Regions from separate parts of the Homo sapiens genome. Here region 1 is linked to region 2. A link is an interaction called in ENCODE POLR2A ChIA-PET data of the cell type or tissue named here. Cell type or tissue: PC-9. All regions are shown on one strand. Links, peaks and the distances in the headings refer to the core of each region. The heading gives the core; the rest is flanking DNA.

Region 1 (6,358 bases), core at 2,069-6,068, 93 kb before region 2:
CACCACAATCTTGATCTCCTGGGCTCAAGCAGTCCTCCCACCTCAGCCTCCTGAGTAGCTGAAACTACTGGTGCACACCACCATGCCTGGCTAAATTTTTAATTTTCATTTTTGTAGAGACAGAGTGTCACTGTGTTCCCCAGGCTGGTCTCAAACTCCTGGGCTCAAGTAATCCTCTGGCCTCAGCTTCCCAAAGTGGTAGGATTACAGGTGTGAGCCACCACGCCAGATCTAGTTTTCAGTCATTTTCTAAAAATAATTTCTGGGATTTAGAATTTCCCGTCATTTTTGCTTCTACTTTTTTCTCAGAGATCTCTTTAAGAAAATGATTAAAAAACCATTCGGTTTCATATAAAAGTACAGCTAAAGCTGACTACAGAAAATATGCTTTGCTATTAACCAAAAAAAATGAGAAACATTTGAATTTCAAATTGCATGAAAGAAGTGGAGACAAAAGCTTCATCAAGTTTTGCTTTCAATTTGTGAAGAATGTTTTATAAACAATTTACAACACAGAAATATGAGCACTCTGGGAAAAAATCATCAAAGGAAAAAACAATTAGTTGGTATGTTTATTTTCTTCATGGAAATGTCTTAATTTAATCAGAATCATGTATCTTAGGTTGCTTTTTTTTAAATGTGAAGATTTTGTTAAAGTAGGATTATATCATTTCTTTGCATTAAAAAAAAATATTCACGGCTGGGCACAGTGGCTCCCGCCTGTAATCCCAGCACTTTGGGAGGCCAAAGCAGGTGGATCACCTGAGGTCAGGAGTTCGAGACCAGCCTGGCCAATATGATTAAACCCCGTATCTACTAAAAATACAAAAATTAGCTGGGCATGGTGGTGAGAACCTGTAATCCCTGCTACTGGGGAGGCTGAGGCAGGAGAATCCCTTGAACCTGGGAGGCAGAGGTTGCACATTCTCATCAGCATTTATTGCTTGTTTTTTGGATAAAAGCCATTCAAATTGAAGTGAGATAATATCTCATTGTAGTTTTGATTTATAATTCTCTTATCAATGATGTTGAGCACCTTTTCATATACCTGTTTGCCATTCGCATGCCTTTAAAGAAACATCTGTTCAGATTTTTGCCCATTTTTAATCTGATTATTAGACTTTTTTTCCCTGTAGAGTTGTTTGAACTCCTTATATATTCTGGTTTTTAATCCCTTGTCACATGGGTAGTTTGCAAATTTGTTTTTCCATTCTGTGGGTGGCCTCTTTCCTTGGCTGTGCAGGAGCTTTTTAACTTGATGTGATCCCGTTTGTCCATTTTTGCTTTGGTTGCCTGTGTTTGTGGGGTACTCAAGAAATCTTTGCCCACTCCAACGTCCCAGAGAGTTTCCCCAATGTTTTCTTGTAGTTGTTTCATAATTTGAGGTCTTAGATTTAAGTCATTAATCCATTTTGACTTGATTTTGTATATAGTGAGAGATAGGGGTCTACTTTCATTCATTCTTCTGCATACGGATATTCAGTTTTCCCAGCACCATTTGTTGAAGAGACTGTCTTTTCCCCAATGTATGTTCCTGGCATCTTTGGTGAAAATGAGTTTACTGTAGGTGTGTGGGTTCACTATTGGGTTTCTGGGTTCACTCTTCTGTTCCATTGGTCTACATGTCTGCTTTTATGCCAGAACTATGCTGTTTTGGTTACTATAGCTCTATAGTGTAATTCAAAGTCAGGCAATGTGATTCCTCCAGTTTTTTGTTGTTGTTGTTGTTGTTGTTTCATTTTGTTTTGTTTTGCTTAGGATAGCTTTGACTATTCTGGGTCTTCTGTGGTTTCATATAAATTTTAGAATTGCTTTTTCTATTTCTGTGAAGAATATCCTTGGCATTTTAATAGGGATTGCATTGAATCTGTAAATTGCTTTGGATAGTATGGGCATTTTAACAATATTGATTCCTCCAGTCCATGAATATGGAATATCATTCCATTTTGTGTGTGTGTGTCCTCTTCAATTTCTTGTATCAGTGTTTTATAGTTTTCATTGCAAAGATCTTTCACTTCTTTAGTTAATTCTTAGGTATTTTATCTGTAGCTATTGTAAATAGGATTACTTTCTTGATTTCTTTTCCAGATTGTTCTGTTTGCATATAGAAATGTTATGGAGTTTTGTATGTTGATTTTATGTCCTGCAAATATACTGAACTTATTTATCAGTTCTAATAGTTTATTGGTAAGAGTCTTTAAGTTTTCCTAAATGTAAGATCATATCGTCTGCAAGCAAGGATAATTTGACTTGATCCTTTCCAATGTGGATGCCCTTTATTTCTTTCTCTTGTCTGATTGCTCTAGAGAAGACTTCCAGTGCTATGTTGAATAGCAGTGGTAAAAGTAGGCATCCTTGTCGTGTTCCAAATCTTAGAGAGTAAAGCATTTCAGCTTTTTCCCATTCAATCTGGTACTAGCTGTAGGTCTGTCATATATGGCTTTTATTATGTTGACTATGTTCCTTCTATACCCAGTTTTTTGAGGGTATTTAGCCAGAAGGAATGTTGAATTGTATCACATACTTTGTTTAGCATCAATTGAATGATCATAGTTTTTGTCCTTCATTCTGTCGATGTGATTTATCACACTGATTGATTTACATATGTTAAATGATCCTTGCATCCCTGGGATAAATCCCACTTAGTCATGATAGATTATCTTTCTAATGTATTATTGAATTCAGTTTGCTAGTATTTTGTTGAGAATTTTTGCATCAATATTCATCAGAGATTGGCCTGTAGTTGTTTTTTGTTTTTAATGTGTCTGGTTTGGTGTTAGGGTAACACTGGCCTTGTAGAATGAGTTTGGAAGTATTCCCTCCTCTGTTTTTTAGAATAGTTTGGTTAGGATTGGAATTAGTTCTTTGATAGAATTCAGCAGTGAAGCCATTGGGTCCTGGGCTTTTCTTTAGTGGGAGGCTTTTTATTATGACTTCAATCTTATTACTTATTATTGGTCTTCTCAGGTTTTGGATTTCTTCATGGTTCAATCGGATAGGTTGTTTGTATATAGGAATTTATCCATTTCTTCTAGATTTTCCAATTTATTGGCATATACTTGCTCATAGTAGCCACTGATGATCCTTTAAATTTCTGCAGTATTGGTTGTAATGTTTCCTTTTACATCTCTAGTTTTATTTACTTGGGACTTCTCTCTTTTTCTTAGTCTGGCTAAAGGTTTGTCAGTTTTATCTTTTCTAAAACCCAACTTTTTGTTCATTGACATTTTGTATTGTTTTCTTCATTTCAATTTCATTTCTTTCTGATCTGATATTTATTATTTCCTTTCTTCTACTAATTTTGGGTTAAGTTTACTCTTACTTTTCTAGTTCTTTATGACGCATCATTAAGTTATTTATTTCAGATGACTTTTTTTTTCTTCTTTTCTTTAAGAGACAGGGTCTTACTATGTTCTCCAGGCTGAACTGCACTGGCGTGATAATCTCTACTCACTGCAACTTCTGCCTCCTGGGCTCAAGTGATCCTCCTGCCTCAGACTCCTGAGAAGCTGGGATCACAAACATGCACCACCACACCTGGCTAATTTTTGTGTATTTTTGGTAGAGACAGGGTTTCACCATACTGCCCAGGCTGGTCTAGAACTCTGGAGCTCAAGTGATTCATCTGCCTCAGCCTCGCAGAGTGCTGGAATTATACACATGGGCCACCACACCCGGCCTCTCTTCTTTTTTTTATGTAGGCACTTGTAACTATAAACTTCCCTCTTAATACTGCTTTCACTGTGTCCTATAGGTTTTGGCATGTTGTGTTTCCATTATCATTTATTTCAAGAAATTTTTCAGTTTCTCTCAATTTCTTCATTGACCCACTGGTCATTCAGGGGCATATTGTTTAATTTCCATGTGTTTCTATGGTTTCCAAAATTCCTCTTGTTGTTGATTTCTAGTTTTATTCTATTGTGGTCAGAGACGATGTTTGATATTAATTATTTCAAATTTTTGAATATGTTTTAAGAGTTGTTTTGTAACCTAACATGGTTTATCCTTGACAATGATCCATATGCTGAGAACAATGTGTATTCTGTGGCCATTGGATGAAAAGTTCTGTAAATATCTATTAGGTCCATTTTTTCTATAGTGCAGATTAAGTCTGATGTTTCTTTATTGATTTTCTCTCTGGAAGATCTGTCCAGTGCTGAAAGTGGGGTTTTAAAGTCTCCAACTATTACTGTATTGGATTCTCTTATCTCCTTCTAGCTCTAATACTTGCTTTATATATGGGTGCTCCATACGTTAAAAAAAATTTACAATTTTTTTTTTTTTTTTTTTTTTTTTTTGAGATGGAGTCTCGGTCTGTCACCCAGGCTGGAGTGCAGTGGCACGATCTCAGCTCACTGCAAGCTCCACCTCCCGGGTTCACACCATTCTCCTGCCTCAGCCTCCCGAGTAGCTGGGACTACAGGCGCCTGCCATCATGCCCAGCTAATTTTTTGTATTTTTAGTAGAGACGGGGTTTCATCGTGTTAGCCAGGATGGCCTTGATCTCCTGACCTCATGATCTGCCCACCTCGGCCTCCCAAAGTGCTGGGATTACAGGCATGAGCCACCGCGCCTGGCCGTATTTACAATTTTTATATTCTCTTGCTGAATTGACCCTTTTATCATTGTTTAATGACCTGTGTCTCTTACAGTTTCTGTCTTGAAATGTATTTTCTCTGCTATATGTATAGCTACAAGTCCTCTTTTTTTGTTTGTTTCCATTGGCATGGCATATCTTTGTCCATCCCTTCATTTTCAGTCTATGTATGTCTCTATAGGTAAAATGTCTTTCTTGTAGGCAACAGGTCATTGGGTCTTTTTAAAAATCCATTCAACCACTCTCTTTTGAAGAGTTTAGATTGATAAGTAAGGACTTACTCCTGTTATTTTGTTATTTCTTTTCTGGTTTTGCAGTGTTTTTCCTTTTCTTTCTTCCTTTTAGTGAAGGTGATTTTCTCTGGTGATATAATTTAATTTCTTTTTTACTTTTTGGGTATCCATTGCATGTTTTTCAATTTGAGATTACCATGAGGCTTGCAATACTATCTTATAACCCATTATTTTAAGCTGATAACAACTTAAGACTATTTGCATAAACAAACAAGCAAAAAGAAAACTAATAAAAACTCTACAGTGTAGCTTTGTCCTCCTGCTTTTTAACTTTTTGTTGTTTCTCTTTATATCTTATTGTACTATTTGTCTTGAAAATTTGTAGTTACTATTTTTGATTGGTTCATCTTTTAGTCTTTCTACTTATGAGAGTAGTTTACATACCCCAGTTACAGTGTGATAATATTCTGTGTTGTTCTATGTACCTATTATTACAAGTGAGTTTTGTGCCTTTACATGTTTTCTTATTGCGCATGAACGTCCTTTTCTTAGAGATGGAAGTACTCCCTTCAGCATTTCTTGTAGGACAGGTCTGGTGTTGATGAAATCCCTCAGCTTCTATTTGTCTGGGATGGTCTTTATTTCTCCTTCGGGTTTGATATTTTCACTGGATATACTATTCTAGGGTAAAAGTTTTTCTCCTTCAGCACTTTAAATATGTCATGCCACTCCCTGGTTCTAAAATTTCTACTGAAAAGACTGCTGCCAGACATTGGAGCTCTCTTGTATGTTATTTATTTCCTTTCTCTTGCTCCTTTTAGAATCCTTTCTTTATCCTTAACCTTTGGGAGTTTGATTATTAAATACCTCTAAGTAGTCTTCTTTGGGTTAAATCTGCTTGGTGTTCTGTAACCTTGTCCTTGGATATTGATCTCTTTAGGTTTGGGAAGCTCTCTGATATTATCCCTTTGAATAAACTTTCTACCTCTATCTATTTCTTTACCTCCTCTTTAAGGCCAATAACTTAGATTTTCCTTTTTGAGGCTGTTTTCTAGGTATTGTAGGTGTGCCTCATTCTTCTTTTTTCTGTTGTCTCCTGACTGTATTTTTAAATAGCTTGTCTTCAAGCTTGCTAATTATTTCTTCTGCTTGATCAGTTCTGCTGGTATGAGATTCTGATGCATTCTCAGTATGTCAATTGCATTTTTCAACCACAGCATTTCTGCTTGATTCTTTTTAATTATTTCAATCTCTTTATTAAATTTATCTGACAGAATTCTGAATTCCTTCTTTGTGTTATCTTGAATTTCTTTGCGTTTTCTTAACACAGCTATTTTGAATTCTGTGTCTAAAAGGTCGTATATGTTTCTCCAGGATTGGTCCCTGGTGCCTTATTTAGTTTGTTTGGTGAGAACGTTTTCCTGGATGATCTTGATGCTTATGGATGTTCATCAGTGTCAGGGTATTGAAGAGTTGTATTTATTGTAGTCTTTGCTGTCTGGGCTTTTTTGTACCTGTCCTCCGTGGG
Region 2 (8,136 bases), core at 2,314-6,313:
CGCTGGGCATGGGTGGGAGTGAGAGGGATGATCTACGAAGGTGACTGAGACAGCCTCAAAGCGGCACGTGTGTGCATGAACTCGGGAAGATAAAGATGGGAAACGAGGAAACGGAAAAAGGAAATGGTTCTCATAGGCTGAGGGCAGACTGAGCAGATGTTCCTAGTCCAACGTCAAACAGGTTTTTTTTTGTTTGTTTTTTTGTTTTTTTGAGACGGAGTCTCGCTCTGTCACCCAGGCTGGAGTGCAGTGGCGCGATCTCGGCTCACTGCCAGCTCCGCCTCCCGGGTTCACGCCATTCTCCTGCCTCAGCCTCCCGAGTAGCTGGGACTACAGGCGCCCGCTACTACCCCTGGCTAATTTTTTGTATTTTTAGTAGAGAGGGAGTTTCACCGTGTGAGCCAGGATGGTCTCGATCTCCTGACCTTGTGATCCACCCACCTCGGCCTCCCAAAGTGCTGGGATTACAGGCGTGAGCCACCGCGCCCGGCGAAAAAGTTTTGCTAAAGATATGTGAGGGGCCCATTGGTCACTGGGAGAGCAGTCGCAGGCCCTGTCTATGGAGGGAAATGAGATCTGAGCTGAACCCTGAGGAAGGAGAGGAGAACCAACTCCCTGAAAGAGCTCTGGCGCCCCACGTGGTCCTGCCAAGATCAGGGTCTACCAGGACATTGGAGCACAGAGAACATGTTCCCCCAGTCGCTAAGAAAGTCAAATCTATATTACGAGTACTTCCACAATGCTTAAACCTTTCTGGTTCTCTGTAGAAATCTTTTTGAGCTCTTCTAATGTTGCGGGCACAATTCTAGGTATTTTACATGTATCATTTGATTTAATTCTTGAAATAACTTTGCAAAGCATATACTGTTAAATTGGAGAGTTGGAAAACAGGCCCAGGCAGGCTGACCTCAGAGCCAGCCCTCTTAACCACTGTGCAACATTGCACTCATCTTCACCGTTCAATGTCAAGACCAGGGGTCAACAAACTGATGCCCACTTTTGGCCTGCCACCTGCTTTTGTACACAATATTTTCTTGGAACACAGCCACTTACACATTTAATTGTTGTCAGTGGCTGTTTTAAAGGTAGAATGGCTGAGTTGACAAGTTACAACAAATCATGTGGCCTGCAAGGCTGAAAATATTTACATCTGATACTTCACAGAAAAAATTGCCAAAGCGTAGTCTAGATCATGAAGAACATTTAGTCAAAAAAAGATTTTTGAGTGCAAGCAAACTGCCTTGGGCCTGGTACACTGTGGTGAGCTCCAATCTAATACGAGTTTGGCGAGTTTGTTCTTTCTCCCACCTTGAATGAGCATGACACTTCTCTAAGCTTTTGTAGCCAACCTCCCTCCTAAGTGGAATCTGTTTCATTGCCATAACCAGGGTTAGAATGACTTTCCTATTTATTTAGAGACAGGGTCTCACTCTGTTGCTCAAGCTGACTGCTGGTGATCATGGCTCACTATAGCCTCGACTTCCTGGGCTCAAGTAATTCTCCTGCCTCAGCCTCCCAAGTAGCTAGGACTACAGGTGTGCACCACTATGCTTGGCTAATTTTTGATTATTTGTAAAGATAGGGTCTCACTATATTGCCCAGGCTGGTCTCAAACTCCTGGACTCAGGTGATTCTCCCACCTCAGCCTCCCAAAGTGCTGGGATTACAGGCATGAGCCACCACACCCAGCCCCAACTTTCTTATTTATTTACAAGTCTTTACGACTACTGATGCCTAGTAGTGGTCTCGGAGGCCATGCCGAGAACACCAGCAAGGACATGAGCTACATGGAACTGCCCCACCCCCCACAGTGCTCAACCTCCTTGTCCTGGCAAACACTTTCCAGTCTTTTCAGAAACCACTGAGCACAGCAAGGTAGAGGCTACATCCATTCCCCCCTCCTTTGGGGCTCATTTTTCATTTCCTACATAATTTGTTTTAGATAGTGTCTCACTCTGTCACCCAGGCTGGAGTGCAGTGATGTTGTCACAGTTCATTGCAGCCTCAGCCTCCTGAGATCAAGCGATCCTCCTGCCTCAGCCTCCGAAGTAGCTGATACTATAGGAGCACTTCACCATACCCAGCTAACATTTTGGGTTTTTTTTCAGAGATGAGGTCTCCTATATTGCCCAGGCTGGTCTCGAACAACGGGTCTCAAGGGATCCACCCATCTTGGGCTCCCAAAGTGCTGGGACTACAGACATGAGCCACTACACCCAGCCTCCTAGATAAATTTCAAGGAGAAACAGAGACCTATCACCACCATCAATTCACACCACCCTCATCCCACCCTAGAAAATCCTTGGGAGAGTCCGAGTACACAGACCCCACAGGTAAGACATCATGTCAGAGCAGCAGCACAGGGAGCTCTGTGCCTCTCTGATCAACAGCTACAAGTTCAGCGGCTGGGCCCATGGCCAGCTTCAGGAGGTTGCAGGAGTGTGAGGGCCAGAACTGGACTCACAGCACAGGGATGGATAAGCCGACGAAGGAACCGATTAAAAAAAAAATGACTAATGAAGAGATTTTTGTGACATACCAAGTCATTTTACTGGGAAATTTTAAAGAGCAAATATAGACAAAAGCAATGGAAAAGATTGCACACAGACAGTGAACAGAAAAATGGTGAAATCCAGGACTGACTATTTAGGAAAGATTGAACATTACAAAATAATAAAGTACTAAGTTTCCTGGTTGGCTCTGACTTTATCTGGTTATCACCGGCTGCTCGGTTGCCCGTTTGTTTCACATTGTGTGGTCTGGGCAAGTTGGTGCCGTGTGTGGGCAAAGGAAGATCCCAGAAGGACAAAGCACAAGGCACATGAGGCAGAAGCCAAGGGGATCTGCTGGTGACAGATAGGTTAGAAAAAGGATTAGACAGAATGGGGTTAAGCAGAGCCTTGCCAGCAGGAGACAGTGAGGGTTCCCACAGCTCCTGGGCAGGGGTGGAACCAGGCCGGCCACCTAGCAGCAGCATTGCTTCTGGCAGCAGCATTTCTGCTGGCAACAGCCCTTCCCACAGCCACAGCCACATGAGTGGCAGGTGCGGCGGCAGCAACAGATCACGGGAGTGCTGCAGCAGCCTCCACAGCAGCCACGGCAGCAGGGGCAGCAGCTGGAGCAGCAGCCCACCCGGTAGCACCTGCAGGTGGTGCAGCTGCCACAGCTACCACCACAGCCACCACCGCAGCCACCACCGCAGCCACCACCACAGCCACCACCACAGCCACCACCGCAGCCACCACCACAGCCACCACCACAGCCACCACCGCAGCCACCACAGCGGCCACCGCAGCCACCACAACCTCCACAACCACAGCAACCCATGGTGTCAGTAGAGAGGACTCAGGTGAAGTGAGGAGGACTCAGGAGAGGTGAGGAGGTCTGATGCCTCCTTCTGCTGGGGGAGGCCCTTATGTACCAACTCTGGGGAGAGGAGAGGGAAGACACATGACCACTTCCTTGTTATTGTTTATTTCAGTTTCCACAGGGAAACCTCCTGTTTATGTCCCTATTAGGCACCTTTCATCTCATTAAGTCATTTATCTTCAGTTCAGCTAAATTAACCTCTGTTCCATCCAGTGGGAATATTCAGCCAAGGACCTATCCCTATTTTCAAATACAGCCAGTCTTGAATAGATGAGCCAGAGAGATATATCTGTCATTGATGGTTTCCTTGCTTACTAATATTTTCCCAGGAGAATCATATATTTCCCTTGACATCTCTCCAAAAAAAATTCCTAGGGTTTACTTGAGTAGAAGGAGAACACAGAAGCTAACATAAAGGAAGTTCCCAATCTTTGCTATTTTCTATCACTGGTCTGGAAGTCACAATTCAAAGAGGCCACCTGCATCTAGGTTAGTGGCTATGTCTGATTATTCTACCTGGGAGAGCCCTCAGCACACACAGTGAGCTCATTTAGGGAATTATCAAGATCAGCCTCATTAGAGAAGCCCACAGCCCTCAGATCCGGCTTCAGTACCTTCTGGTCCTCGGGTTTCTTCCTCCTAATGAATTCTTCTCGCATGAGTCACACTTTGTAGGTCCCACCTTAATGACAGAGCTGGCAGCAAGGCAACCCCAAAGTAAGGGTCCAGAGGCCCCAGGAAGCTCCACTGTCCCCAGAGATGCCCTCATCTGGCCTTGCAATGCTCCTCAGAACTCAGGACGAAGGGGACTAATCAATGTCAGGCTTCCCAAAACACATTTGGTAGAAGATTCGTTCCACAGGACATTAAAAGGCAACACACAAAAAAGGTTTGACTATTTTTGAGAAATAATGAATTTAAATAAAGCCAGACAGGCTTTTTGACTCTGTCCTCAGTGGCTTGCCTTTGTCACGTGCTCTGTGACTCTCTAAGTGGGAGGGGGAGTACCGCACTCCGCACCCCTCACCCCGCCCCGAACTTCCTTTCAGTCTGGAAAGCAAGGCTTTCATTTACTTCTCAGGTGTGGAGTCCCAGGACGTCCTACGTTCAGATTTTAACGGTGGATTTGGAAAAGCACATTCACACATTGACCAAAGAGAAGAGAAAGGTTGGAGCAGTGGTTCTCAAACTTATTACTCTCGGGATCCCTATGCTCCTAAAAAGTATTGAGAACTCCAAATTGTCCTTGTTATATGGCTTAAATCTATAGATACTTATTGCATTCTAAATTAACACTGAGACTTTTAAAAAGTTTATTAATTCATTTTTAAATAATATAAGCCCATTACATGATCACATACATAATACATTTTGGAAAAAAAACTCCATTTTCCAAAATAAAAAAGAATTAATGAGTACAGTGGCCATTATTTTATATTTTTGCCAATCTCTTTAATGTCTGTCTTGATCAAAGACAGCTGGATTCTCATTCTCCTTCTTTGATGAATCTATTATCCTACAGTGTTTTGGCTGGAGTAAAAATCCAGCCTGACACAGATATGCAGTTGGAAAAAGGAGGAGTATCTTAATAAGCTCAGGGCCTCCAGAGGTCCTTAGATCACACTTTGAAGACTGCCAGAGCAGAGACTTGGAAAGATTTTGGTCCTTGAGGAAACAAACTACTTTAAAATAGTCCCTATTATTAACTATGACCTCATGAAGTATAAATCCTTATACATGGTCAGTATATGGTATAATGATGTTAACACAATTTTATGAAATTTTTGTGCTTCTGTATTTTAAAAGCTATCTTGTGCTGCTCTATATTCTAATGTTCAACATTTCTTTCCTACTCAACAATTCAGACTCACTAGTATGGCATTAAAATGCCCTCAACAATCCAGCTTCAGGCCAGGTGCGGTGGCTCATGCCTGTAATCCTAACACTTTGGGAGGCCGAGGCAGGTGGATCACTTAAAGACAGGAGTTTGAGACCAGCCTGGCCAACATGGTGAAACCCCGTCTCTACCAAAAATACAAAAATTAGCCCTGCGTGGTGGTGCAGTCCTGTAGTCCCAGCTAGTCGAGAGGCTAAGGCAGGAGAATCGCTTGAGCCTGGGAGGCAGAGGTTGCAGTGAGCCAAGATCACGCCATTGTGCTCCAGCCTGGGTGACAGAGCGAGACTCCATCTCAAATAATAATAATAATAATAATAAATAATCTAGCTTCAATTTATCTTTGCAGCTTAATCTCCTGTCTGAGGCTCTAGAGTAGCCCAAGGCTACATGAGAAGGGCAAGTTTGTAATTAACATCATGACTACTAGTAGAAGTTAATATCTACAGTGCAGGTACCACGTGTTCAACACTGTACCACACTCTTAGAAATAAGACAGAGACAAGAACAATGAAGGGGGCAAGATTCACCAAAGGACAGGAACGAAACCAACAAAGCAAAGGACACTTGGGAGTAAGGGAGCAAATGCAGGGCAGGCACCAGGTTGCTCCTCTGACACAGACCCTTTGCTTTCACACAAGAAACATGCCAGCCGCATCACCATAACTTGAACTTGCCTCCTCCCCCACCTCCCTTGTGGCTGTGCCTTAATTTAAAGGGCCCTCTTCCAGCAGGGACGTCCCAAGCATTCCTCAAAGACACAGTTCAAATGTCATCAATCCCCAATCACCCCAATTGAAACTTAGCTGTCTCTTTTTCTCCCCCTTCTGTTTTGGTCATATCTCCACGAAATTATAACAAAAGAAGGGAGAGCAACAGTGGGAAAATGAGGAGGCAACGGTGTGGAGGCAGGAGAATAAAGAGGGGGCTGGGATCTGTCATCACCACCACAGATGGCAGCAGAGGGAGCTGCCTGCCCTCCTCCAGGTTCTCCCCTTCTCCCATCAGCTGGCCTGCCCTCTTCCTACAATGACTACTTCCTATCTTCTCCCCTTTCTTCAGATGTTGGATGCCTTCTCCGACCCCTTCACTCCAAGAAGGCACTTCCTACCATACTGTGCAAAAAAGTGCTGGAATCCAGTCAGTCCTCCTCTTCTTCGGTTAACCATGGAGGAGGAGGTGGGTGTGGATCCCACTCCCACCATCCAAGACTGGCCCCTGCACCTGTGCACTTGAAACCACCTCCATCTGGCTTTCTAAATCTCCTTTCTCAGGCATCTCTTCCTCTCATTCCCTCACTCCACGGGTATTTGCTGAGCATCTGTGAAGTGCCACCCATCCTAGACACTACAAACACAGCAATCAACACTCCCCCAACCTTCCAGATTCTTCCATCCACATCAAAACCTTGTAAGTGGCATTTCTCCTCCCTTCAAGCAAAAAAAGCACACTGTTGAGTCCAGTGCCCCTCCAGCTACTGCCTTTGTCTCTCCTCCCCTTGACAGCCACACTTGCAGAGAGCATTGTCCAAAAAAAGCCAAGAAAACAACAACAAAAAAAAACCTCCCTCTAGATGATAGGCAGGGGAACAGTGACACTAAAAAATAGGTGTTGGGTGAGGAAGCAGGAATGTGGGATGAGGAGTCAGCAAAGTACGCATAGGATTATATACAGCGGCCAGGTGCAGTGGCTCACGCCTGTAATCCCAACACTTTGGGAGGCCAAGGCGGGCAGATCACTTGAGGCCAGGAGTTCGAGGCCAGCCTGGCCAACATGGCGAAACTCTGTCTCTACCAAAAATACAAAAATTAGCCAGGCATGGTGGCACACACCTGTAGTCCCAGCTACTTGGGAAGATGAGGCAGGAGAATGGCTTGAACTTGGAAGGTGGAGGTTGCAGTAAGCCAAGATCACACCACTGCACTCCAACCTGGGCAACAGAGCACAACTCCGTCTCAAAGATTATACACAAAAAGCCAGGCACAGTGGAGCATGTCTGTAGTCCAAGCTATTTGAAAGGCTGAGGCTGGAGAATCCCTTTAGCCCAGGAATTTTAGGTCAGTCTGGGCAAAATAGCAAGACTGCTTCTCTTAGAAAGAATAAATAAAAAAACTTTTAAAAGATTATACATAATAAAATGTGTTGACATGTCTTTTAAAATATAAAAAATATGAAGAAACAAAATATTACCTATAATTCTATTTAAGTATAATTAGTGATATTTTTCTACTATGAAAGTTATACATGCTTATTGCAGAAAATTGAAAAATACACAGAAATATGAAGAAAAAAATTATCCACAATCACACCTTATGGAAATAACCATTCTTCACTTTTTATTTTTCTTCCAGAATTTTATGTCCACCCATCTGCACTACTTAAAAACAAAATTGGGGATTATGGTACATATATTGAGTTATTGTTTTTTCACTTACTATAAAAAATAAGAATCTTCACCAAAAATCCTCCAAAACTTCCCCACTTCTCCCTAGACAACCCCTGCATGTGAAATGCTCTAACTCAAATCCCCCGTGACCTCCACTGCGGCGGAGTCCACAATATGCTCTTTGACAGTGTTGCAAGATGACTTCTCAGCACTATGCAGTTGACAAATCTTTCTTAACACATTCTCATCTGTTGACTTTTATGAGACAAAATTCCTTGTTTTTCTCCTACTACTTCTGTTATTCTTCTCCAGTCCACTTTGCAGAAAATGACTCTGGGAGGTTTGAAACTTGGTAAGTAAGTCTTCCTTGTTATGTCTTTGGGAGAATTTCACTTTCTTTAGATCTCATTGACTTCTTTGTTGAATACTTTAGGCTTTATTACATGGATCTACCTTTTTAAAATTCTGATTTTTCAGAAGACCTCCA

Evidence for each region. ChIA-PET counts read pairs that join two places held together with the same protein. Peaks named below come from ENCODE experiments on the same cell type or tissue, not always from the same donor. Only the 100,000 strongest peaks of a DNase experiment are listed, where the experiment ranks them.
Region 1: POLR2A ChIA-PET joins it to region 2 with 7 read pairs; 3 of 35 experiments call an interaction of 5 or more read pairs at or near these places.

Annotation. Positions count from the first base shown.
Region 1 is chr2:227,688,647-227,695,004 of GRCh38, reverse strand. All of the region lies in intron 4 of SLC19A3 (solute carrier family 19 member 3), which reads left to right. Among named protein-coding and RNA genes, the nearest start is that of SCYGR5, 25 kb to the right of the region's middle. In PC-9, for the core only: no CTCF peak of the experiment used is centred there; no DNase peak of the experiment used is centred there.
Region 2 is chr2:227,594,084-227,602,219 of GRCh38, reverse strand. It overlaps SCYGR2 (small cysteine and glycine repeat containing 2), which reads right to left and starts at 3,327. Exons shown (of 1, transcript NM_001395403.1): 1 at 2,965-3,327. The coding sequence starts at 3,327. The coding sequence ends at 2,965. RefSeq lists an enhancer at 3,692-3,861. In PC-9, for the core only: no CTCF peak of the experiment used is centred there; a DNase peak (open chromatin) is centred at 4,009; H3K27ac peaks cover 1,013 bases.